Regions from separate parts of the Homo sapiens genome. Here region 1 is linked to region 2. A link is an interaction called in ENCODE POLR2A ChIA-PET data of the cell type or tissue named here. Cell type or tissue: PC-9. All regions are shown on one strand. Each heading gives the region's core, and the rest is flanking DNA. Links, peaks and the distances in the headings are about the cores only.

Region 1 (5,373 bases), core at 167-5,166, 220 kb before region 2:
ACCTCAAGCAATCCTCCTCCTCAGCCTCTCAAAGTGCTGGGATTACAGGTGTGAGACACTACACCAGCCATTTTAGAGACTTCAGTAAAAACCACAGGACCATTCTACATGGTTTCAGATCAGCCAACTAGGATAGCAGCCTAAAAGGCAGACCTCACTAGAACAACCCAGTCTACCCCTGGGGAGAAGATGAATATTCCTTACCCACAGAACCACCAGTAGACAACTGACAGAACTCAAACAGGCCATCGAATACTGGACAGTCCTCACCAACGTTGACTTGAAAGAAATAAGCAAAAGGTTAGTTTCCACAATTTCCTTTAGTTTACATATTTATGAGCTGATGGAAAAAAACACAGAATTTAAATTCAGGAGGTGTGGGTTCTAGTCCAGGCTCTACTTCCTGGCTGTATGACTGCATCAAGTTGTTTAACATCTTTGAGCTTTAGCCCATTATTATTTTTTTATTTTTTAGAGCCAGGGGCTTGCTCTGTTGCCCATGCTGGAGTGCAGTGGCACAAACATGGCTCATGTGCAGCAGCTTTGACCCTCACCTCCTGGGCTCAAGCAATCCTTCCACCTCAGTCTCCCAAGTACTTTGGACTACAGGTGCATGCCACTATACCCAGCTAATTTTTTTTTCTTTTTTTTTTTTTTAGAGACAGAGCCTCACTATGTTCCCTAGGCCTCATGCAGTCTTCTTGCCTTGGCCTCCCAATAGGCATGTGCCATCACACCTGGTCTTAGCCCATTATCTATAACAAGCAAAACTGATATCCCACCTCACCCACTGGTCAGAAAATTAACAAAAATCTAATATGGAGAAGCAGTTAGCAACTTGGAAAATGTTGGTTCGTTTCTTGAGGGAGAAAAACTTATCCTCTGGCCCTCACGCCAGCTGACAAACAAGGGGCAAGAACAGAGACCCAGAGAACTATCGTTCACTGCGCACGTACAACACGCCAGACACTGCGCTACATGCGTTAAATACCCGAGATCATTCATCTTCACACAAGCTTCTGAGGTAAGATTTGGTCCCATCTTATAAGTAGGGAAACAAGGCCTGGCACAGTGGCTCACACCTGTAATCCCAGCACTTCGGGAGGCTAAGGCAGGAGGACCACTTGAGGCCAGGAGTTCAAGACCAGCCTGGGCAACATGGAGAAACCCCATCTCTACCAAAAACATAAAAATTAGCCAGGTGTGGTGGCAGCTGCCTGTAATCCCGGCTACTTGGGAGGCTGAGGCACAAGAACCACTTGAACCCGGGAGGCAGAGGTTGCAGTGAGCTGAGATCGCGCAACTGCACTCCAGCCTGGGCGAGACAAGAGTGAGACCCTGTCTCAAAAAAATAAATAAATAAATAAGTAGGGAAACAGGTTCAGAGAGGTGAGCTGTTAGTAAATGGCAGAAGCAGTATGCAAGCCTCAAGCTTTGGTTTGTCTGTTTTTTTTTTGAGACGGAGTTTTGCTCTTGTTGCCCAGGCTGGAGTATAGTGAAGTGATCTTGGCTCACTGTAATCTCTGCCCTCCAGTTTCAAGCCATTCTCCTGCCTCAGCCTCCCGAGTAGCTGGGATTACAGGTACCTGCCACCACACCTGGCTGATTTCCGCATTCTTAGTAGAGACGGGGTTTCACCATGTTGGCCAGGCTGGTCTCAAACTCCTGACCCTGTGATCCGCCCGCCTCGGCCTCCCAAAGTGCTGGGATTACAGGCATAAGCCACCGTGCCCAGCCAGCCTGTCTGTCTTAAAAGCCTGTGAAAATATATCCCGGCCCTTTTCCAAGTCCTTTCACATATACAACCTCATTTGATCCTCACAACAACTCTATGAGCTGGACAAGCCAGATATCAACCCCACTGTGCGGAGGAACAAACAGATACCGAGAAGTTAAGTGATTTGCCCAAGGTTATAAAACCAGGCAGTAGCAGAACCAGAATCAGGGTCCCGGTGTCTTGACTCCCGTAGCCCAGTGTCTTACTGCTACATTCACAGTGACAAGTGGAGTAAAGTTATTTCGGGCCTAATGGGGTAAAAGTACCAAGTAGTACATAATGTGGAAACATATGCAAACAATAAGGCAAATGAAATGAAAACAGGAAGGAAAGCACACCTGGAGGCTGTAGACTCACAGACCTAGAGGAACTTTATAGCTCCAAATCTCCTCTTACAGAAAAGGTAACTACTGGCCGGGCGCGGTGGCTCACACCTGTAATCCCAGCACTTTGGGAGGCCAAGGCAGGTGGATCACTTGAGGTCACGAGTTCAAGACTAGCCTGGCCAACATGGAGAAACCCCGTCTCTACTAAAAATACAAAAATTAGCCAGGCATGTGCCTGTAATCCCAGCTACTCAGGAGGCTGAGGCAGGAGAATCACTTGAACCCAAAACGTGGAGGTTGCAGTGAGCCAAGATTGCACCCCTGCATTCCAGCCTGGGTGACAGGGCGAGACTCCATCTCAGGAGAAAAAAAAAAAAAAAGTAACTGCTGAGACATCAATGAGCTACAGGAAGTCAGAGGCAGGAGGTGTGGGGCTGCATACTTATTCTCTTGCCCAGCCTTCTACTGTACCCACTGTTATCAAGATTTCCAAAAGTAGAGGAAGGAGCAGCCCTGGGGTGAGAGCAGAAGAGCTCAGTTTGGATTGTGCTGGTAAAATCTCAAGACACAGTTGAAGCTCAAGATCTACAATAACCACAAGAGTTACCAGCTCTGGTTCTGCACTAAACTTGGAGGGTGCCAAGATCCGGTGCTCTGAGGAAGAAGCATGGCTGCATGAGGGAGTGTGCAGCGGGTGGGTCTCTTCCTCACTTCCTGGGTAAACACTGGGAGGCTGTGTAAATAAGAACTTTGGTCCCTGGGCCCCGGCTGTTTATCCATTGGCAACTGATTTCCCTCTCTGGCCACTTCCTCCTGCACAGAGTTTGGCCTGCCTGCGTTTCCAAAGCTTTGTTTATACTCTTATTTGGGATATGGAGCCTCCATGGGAAGGAATGGGTGTTTTGGACGTGAGAAAAAAAAAAATATTTTTCTTCAGGCACCAAACCAACATGTAGCTCAAATGACCAGCCCTTTTATTCCTAGTCAATAAGCTATGTGATTAGAGATGGAAAGGGGGCAAATGGAAGAGCAGATACTCATGTGAGCTAATCTGTGAGGGTAGGGAAGACTTTTCCATGGGTTTTCTCTCTTTCTGCTATAAACGCTTTTCTCATTCTCACACTAGCTTTAGACTAAAGGGAAGCAATACTGGGTGAGAGGTGGAAGCAGACGTAGGCAGAGAAGGCAGTCAAATGCTCATTGCAAAGAGATGGGAAGATTAAACACTAACCTCAGGATAGTGCTTATACCTTGGCAGTGCTGGTAATGGGGTGGGGGGCTGGGGGAGTGGGAGAGAAAGGGTATGTGATCAAGGAAAGATGCCCAAGGGGGCATCAACTGTATTGATAATGTTTTCTTTCTCAGGCTGGGTATTGGGCACACATGGATGTTCATTATATTATTATTATTATTTTTTTTTTTTTGAGACAGAGTCTTGCTCTGTTGCCCAGCCTGGAGTGCAGTGGCGCAATGTCAGCTCACTGCAAGCTCCGCCTCCTGGGTTCACACCATTCTCCTGCCTCAGCCTCCCAAGTAGCTGGGACTACAGGCACCCACCACCACACCCGGCTAATTTTTTGTATTTTTAGTAGAGATGGGGTTTCACTGTGTTAGCCAGGATGGTCTTGATCTCCTGACCTCGTGATCTGCCCGCCTCGGCCTCCCAAAGTGCATTATATTATTTTTTGATGCTTTTTGTGTGTGTCTAAAATATGTTTTTTTCTTTTTCTGTTTTTTTTTTTTTTTTTTTTTTTTGAGATGGAGTCTTGCTCTGTCGCCCAGGCTGGAGTGCAGTGGCGCGATCTTGGCTCACTGCAACCTCTGCCCTCCAGGTTCAAACAATTCTCATGCCTCAGCCTCCCGAGTAGCTGGGATTACAGGCATATACCACCACACATGGCTAATTTTTGTACTTTTGGTGGAGACAGGGTTTCACCACGCTGGCCAGGCTGGTCTCAAACTCCTGGCCTCAAGTGATCCACCTGCCTCAGCCTCCCAAAGTGCTGGGATTACAGGCATGAGCTACCCTGCCTGGCCTGTGTATCTAAAATATTTTATATACACTATATTTTTTAAAACTACAGAATTGGGGGACTAGAGTTCCATTCTGCATTCTACCATCACCTTGCTGTGTGACTGGGAAAGTTTACATGTCTGTAAAATGGATGAGAATGTCTCCCAATTTTTTACCAATCCCTTTTATCATGTTTTCACCAAAAGCCCCCTAAATGCATTTATTTGTGTTCCCATTTTCACTTGCTAAATATTAGGTCAGAACTTCTGGTCAAGGCTCTCAAAGTGACCAGAAAGGGTTTATTACATTTCAGCCACAAGCAAGGAAACCTGATTTACTCGATCTTATCATAAGCATAACTTCCTAGATTAGGTGTGTGGGATGTTTTTGTGTGTGTGTGGGTTTTTTTTTTTTTCTTTTTGAGAAGGAGTCTCGCTCTGTCGCCCAAGCTGGAGTACAGTGGCGTGATCTCGGCTCACTGCAAGCTCCGCCTGTCGGGTTCACACCATTCTGGTGCCTCAGCCTCCCGAGTAGCTGGGACCACAAGCGCCTGCCACCACGTCCGGCTAATTTTTTGTAAATTTTTAGTGGAGACGGGGTTTCACCGTGTTAGCCAGGATGGTGTCTCGATGTACTGACCTCGTGATCCGCCCACCTCGGCCTCCCAAAGTGCTGGGATTACAGGCATGAGCCACCACGCCTGGCCATGTGTGTTTTTTTTTTATTGAGACGAGTTCTTGCTATGTTGCCCAGGCTGGAGTGTGGTGGCGAAATGAGACCATACCTCAATGCAGCCCTGAACTGGGCTCAAGGGATCCTCCTGCCTCAGGCTCCTGAGTAGCCAGAATCACAGGCATGTGCCACCATACACAACTAATTTTTTATTTTTATTTTTTTAAGATAAAATAAGAGATGGGGGTCTCACTATGCTGCCCAGGCTGGTCTTGAACTCCTGGCCTCAAGCTATCCCTCCTGCCTTGCCCTTCAAAGCACTGGCATTACAGGTGCATGCTACCATGTCCAGCGCCTAGGTTAGATATTGGTACATATTCTAAAAGGGCAAGTTAAGGATTAAGGAATTTGAGGCTGCAGTGAGCTATGATCTTGCCACTGTACTGTACCCTGGATGACAAAGCAAGACCCCATCTCTAAAAACAAGAATAAAAATAAAAATAATTCTTTTTTTAAAAAGGGCTCATTACTGTCTTGGTAGATACCCCAGGTTATAAAGCACTGTGTTAAGTGACATCTAAAGT
Region 2 (5,373 bases), core at 308-5,307:
GCCTCGGCCTCCCAAAGTGTTGGGATTACAGGTGTGAGCCATGGCGCCCGGCCTTATTTTATTTTTTTTGAGACAGCATCTTGCTCTGTCACCCAGGCTGGAGTGTAATGGCGCGATCTCAGCTCACTGCAACCCCTGCCTCCAGGTTCAAGCGATTCTCGTGGCTCAGCCTTCCAAGTAGCTGGGACTACCGACATGCGCCACCACACCTGGCTAATTTTTATATTTTTAGTAGAGATGGGGTTTTGCCATCTTGGCCAGGCTGGTCTCGAACTCCTGGCTTTCAGTGATCTGCCCACCTCGGCCTCCCAAAGTGCTGGGATTACAGGCTTGAGCCACTGTGCCCGGCCTTTCAGAGGTTTTATGTCCAGCTCTACCACTTCCTAGCTGTGTTACTACGGGCAAGTCACTATAACTCTCTGAGCTCCAGTTCTTCATCCATTGGAGTGATAGCACTTTCCTCCTAGGGTTGTCATAAAAGTTAGATTAAGGCAAGGCCTGAAATACACACAGAGCAGCATCTGGCACACAGTGAGCATTCAGTTCGCAGTAGCTATCACTGCTCCCGTGGCCTCCAGTGCCTTCTCATCTCCTCTCTACTGAAGAAGGCAGTACCCACAGAGGCTTCAGAAGCCACATGTTGGGGCTTCCTAAACCAGAATCCCACACCTCTGTAATAGGTCTCACACACACGAAGGAAAAGAACCACAGGACACAGGCTTGTTGGGAGTATAAAAATAGGACTTTTTTCCTTATCACATCAATTATCAAAGAAACAGTACGTAACAAAAATACAAAGCTCTGGTGGATTTTTTTGTCTTTTGTCCCCCCCACCACCACTTCTACCCAACAGCCCCTTGCCAGGGAGCCCTTGGCTGAAGCCTGGACGCTGTCCCTGAGGTGACCCCAGGGCTCAGGAGAAACGGTGGTCCAGGTCTCTCTGGGGGCTAGCAGAGTATGAGTAGGCCTTGCCCAATACCAAGCGGTCCCGGAGCAGCTTGAAGAAGGCATAGTAGTTGCTGAAGAGGATGAGGGCCAGCGAGATGGTCTGGTGCCACTTTTCAGAGGACATTAGGGAGTACAGCTGATAGACAATGACAGCGCCCTCCAGCAGCAGGAGGATGTTGAGGATCCGCAGGGGTTTGCTGAAAAAGAACTGCCCGGAAGCGGGTGGGCATGGCTAAAAGGTGTGCTCCAGAAATCTTCCTCCTGGATGGGGGTTCTGGGTGGGCCAGTGAAGGGGACAGCCTCCTGGGGCCCCATGCAGACATGGGTGGGGAAGAAGACTTTCTGGGGTTGGATGTGGACTTTGCCACCTCATCTGCCTTTGCTTGTGGTATTCCTCCTGATAGGACTGCTGCTTCTGATGTAAGTCATCTAAGATCCTGTTCAACTTCTACCTCCCCTAGGAAGTCTTTCTTGACAGGTTCTGCTTGCTCTCTCAAACTCTTTTTGTGGTCTAAAGTCAACACCTTTAAAAAAATTTTTTTTAATTTTTGAAAACTTTTTCTCCCTCATCCACTGACCCTCAATAAAATCAACACCTTTTAATGTCATCTCCTGGGTATTGCTGGGCCTGAACAAATTAGAATCCTATGACATAGGCATGGAAAGTTATTACAGACTCTACAGCCTGAATTACCTACTACTTCATAGGTACATCCCTAGCTAGGCTGGAAGCTGCCAAGGGACATGGCAACAGCTCACTCTCAACAGCAAGGTAGAACGTAGGGACTAAAAAAAAATCTCTGATGAGTTCAAAAGAGTGCACAGTGTCTAGGGATTTTGATTCCACAGGGGCCAAGGTACCTAAATCTCAAGAGCTGCTTACAGGACAGGAGAAGTGGTAGGAAATGGGAGGCCAAGAGACCAGGATATCAGGCTCAGCTCTGCACCTAACAGGCTGCAATACTTTGGTCAAGTCCCTTTCCTCTCTGGGGCTTGGATGTCTCAACTGTGAAATGAAGACATCAGTCTAGGTCAGTGATTTCTCATGCTGTGTTCCTTAGAGCCCCAGGTTTCAAGGGGATCCTTTAGGAGTTACAGCGGGGGTGAGCAGGAAGTGAAGGGGGTTCTAACTCCTCCAAACAGAGCAGTGCCAGGATGTCCCATATATTGGATTTTGGCCTCTGATTGTTTTTTTTAAAAAAGGGGGGGAGGGGATTTCATAGTGAAATTTAAAAAAAAATAGAGATCACTAGTTTAGATAATTTTGAGCAGCCCTTTCCATAGCTAAGTCATGAGTCATTACCATTAGGTTCTCAAGTTTCCCAAGAAGGCACCCTTTAACAAGTTAAACTCTCTTAGCTGATTTCAGTATCTAAAAACAGAGATAACCCTAGCATATCTTTCACGTACAAGGTTCAGGGTAAGGCTGAGTAGGAAGGTACATGGAGAGTGCTTAACGACATGCCTGGCACACAGTAACAAATGAAGACAGTATTGTCTTTCACTGCCAAGAGCCCCTTCTTTTACTGTATCATCTTCTCTCCCTCTGTCCAATGTTCTCAAAGATCTACAACCAAATGAGCTGCAGTTATTTATTTATTTATTTTTGAGAATGAGTCTTGCTCTGTTGCCCAGGCTGGAGTGCAGTGGCATGATCTCGGCTCACTGCAACCTCCGTCTCCTGAGTTCAAGTGGTTCTCCCTCCTCAGCCTCCCGAGTAGCTGGGATTACAGGCGCCCGCCACCATACCTGGCTAATTTTTGTATTTTTAGTGGAGACGAGGTTTCACCATGTTGACCAGGCTGGTCTGGTCTTGAACTCCTGACCTCAGGTGATCTGTCTGCCTTGGTCTCCCAAAGTGCTGGGATTACAGGCGTGAGCCACCATGCCCGGCCGAGCTGCAGTTATTAAGTGACAATTTATATGGCTGTCCTTGTGCTACATGTGTGCACTGTCTTCCTTTGGATTGGGGAAATACTGAAAATAGCTTTCTCTTGCAATGACATCACATTCCTGCCCTGCAGATCCTCCCACCCTCTCAGGCCCCAACCCTCCTTCCCCGGGGAGGAGACTCACATGGAAGCGGAAGTGGGAGACGTCAGAGGGGATAGCCACGTTGTAGTGGCCTACGGCTTTGTAGACGTTCTTGCTGTGCTTCACCAGCACGCCCTGCGGCCACATGCATTCTTCAGTCCACCTGGGGGCACAGTTCAATGGTGCCCCTTATCCCCAGCTCACCCACAAAAGGGATACCAGAAGAATGGGCAGGAGGGAATCACCAGGGCTCTACTCCCATTTCTATCACTTAGACACGCTGACTTTCCTTTTCTGGGTTTCAGTTGCCTCCTCTGTAAAATGGGGTAAGAATCATGAGGAATTCACTGTACTGTGAGTTAGGTGGTCTAGGGCTGACATTAATTACTAAGAGACTGTTGAGAGAACCCTTCTTCCTCTCTGGGTCCCTTTGCTTCATCTGGTCTCACCTCTTGCCTCCAAGTGGTCCACCACACAGTTGTCTGAGTGGTCTTTGTAAAATACTAAGCTCAGCCTGACCACCCTCTGCTTAAAACTCTTTGTGGGCTTTTTTTTTTGAGAATGAGTTTCGATCTTGTCGCCCAGACTGGAGTGCAGTGGCACAATCTTGGCTTACTGCAACCTCCGCCTCCCAGGTTCAAGCAATTCTCCTGCCTCAGCCTGAAGAGTAGCTGGGATTACAGGCATCTGCCACCATGCCCAGCTAATTTTTGTATTTTTAGTAGAGATGGAGTTTCACCATGTTGGCCAGGCTAGTCTCGAATTCTTGACGTCAGGTGATCTGTCCACCTCAGTCTCTCAAAGTGCTGGGATTACAGGCGTCAGCCACAGCGCCTGGTCCTGCTTAAAACCTTTTGAAGGCTTCCTAGTGCCCTTGGGGTCAAGGCCCCAAGGATTTGACATGGCCTCTGAGGTCTTGTGTGGCTTCCCACAACCCTCACCACACAGCTCATGCTGTTTCTCGTTCCTCCAGCACTCTGTACTGCTTCACGTCTCTCCCTAAGCTGCTCCCTCCAATTGGATTGCCCTTCCCAAAGCCTAATCCTTCTGGTAAGCTCTTCATCATCTTTCAAAACCCAGGTTCCTCCACAAAGCCTTTCTCAAACTCCCTAGAGTTTGACATCCTTTTATTTTTTTAAAAAAACTTTAAGTTCTAGGGTACATGTGTACAACATGCAGGTTTGTTACATATGTATACATGTGCCACATTGGTGTGCTGCACCCATTAACTCGTCATTTACATTAGGTATTTCTCTTAATGTTATCCCTCCCCCACCCCACCCCACCACAGGTCCTGGTGTATGATGTTCCCCACCTTGTGTCCAAGTGTTCTCATTGTTCAATTCCAACCTATGAGTGTTTTTTTTTTTTTGAGACAGAGTCTCACTCTGCCGCCCAGGCTGGAGTGCAGTGGCGCTCGGCTCACTGCAACCTCCACCTCCTGGGTTCAAGTGATTCTCCTGCCTCAGAACTATAGGCACCTGCCACCACGCCCGGCTAATTTTTCTGTATTTTTTGTAGAGACGGGGTTTCGCCATGTTGCCCAGGCTGGTCTCAAACTGCTGACCTCACGTGATCTGCCTGCCTTGGCCTCCCAAAGTGCTAGGATACAGGCAATGAGCCACCGTGCCTGGCCCATTTGGCATCCTTTAACTGTTCCCTGCATCTCCTGCTACTAGTCCACATTCCCCAATGCTGGTCATCTATTTATTTCCCATCTGTATACCTCACTAGGCTGAGAGCCCTTGAGCGGGAGGATCTAATCCATCCCTGTGTCCTCAGAGCATGCCGCAAGGCCTGGCACAGAGAGGCCCTAGTGAGCATGTGAATGAAATGCTAGGACCGGTGAGCTTTCTTTTTTTTTTTGAGACAGAGTCTCGCTCTTTCGCCTAGGCCAGACTGCAGTGGCGCTATCTCTATCTCGGCTCACTGCAAGCTCCGCCTCCTAGGTTCATGCCATTCTCCTGCTTCAGCCTCCTGAGTAGCTGGGACTACAGGCGCCCGCCACTGCGCCCAGCTAATTTTTTTGTATTTTTAGAAGAGACGGGGTTTCACCGTGTTAGCCAGGATGGCCTCGATCTCCTGACCTCGTGATCCGCCCGCCTTGGCCTCCCAAAGTGCTGGGATTACAGGCGTGAGCCACTGCACCTGGCCCAGTGAGCTTTCTTATAATGTCCTGTGAGATCTCCCAGGAATCCCAAGGGCCTGGACCAGAGGACTGCAAGTCACAGCCTGTAAGCAGCCCCCTTCTCAACCCAATGCTCTTGCCTTGCTGACTCACTCATTTAAAAAAAAAATAGTTGGCTGGGCACAGTGGCTCACACTTGTAATTCCAGCACTTTGGGGAGGCCGAGGGTGTGCAGATCACCTGAGGTCAGGAGTTCGAGACCA

What was found. ChIA-PET counts read pairs that join two places held together with the same protein. Peaks named below come from ENCODE experiments on the same cell type or tissue, not always from the same donor. Only the 100,000 strongest peaks of a DNase experiment are listed, where the experiment ranks them.
Region 1: POLR2A ChIA-PET joins it to region 2 with 8 read pairs; 17 of 35 experiments call an interaction of 5 or more read pairs at or near these places.

What each region holds. Positions count from the first base shown.
Region 1 is chr1:32,319,385-32,324,757 of GRCh38, reverse strand. HDAC1 (histone deacetylase 1) reads right to left here. Exons shown (of 14, transcript NM_004964.3): 4 at 205-279. Among named protein-coding and RNA genes, the nearest start is that of MARCKSL1, 14 kb to the left of the region's middle. In PC-9, for the core only: no CTCF peak of the experiment used is centred there; a DNase peak (open chromatin) is centred at 2,797; H3K27ac peaks cover 1,397 bases.
Region 2 is chr1:32,098,214-32,103,586 of GRCh38, reverse strand. It overlaps TMEM39B (transmembrane protein 39B), which reads right to left. Exons shown (of 9, transcript NM_018056.4): 8 at 3,025-3,145; 9 at 724-1,156. The coding sequence ends at 914. Among named protein-coding and RNA genes, the nearest start is that of KPNA6, 7.2 kb to the left of the region's middle. In PC-9, for the core only: no CTCF peak of the experiment used is centred there; DNase peaks (open chromatin) are centred at 1,966 and 2,246; H3K27ac peaks cover 1,461 bases.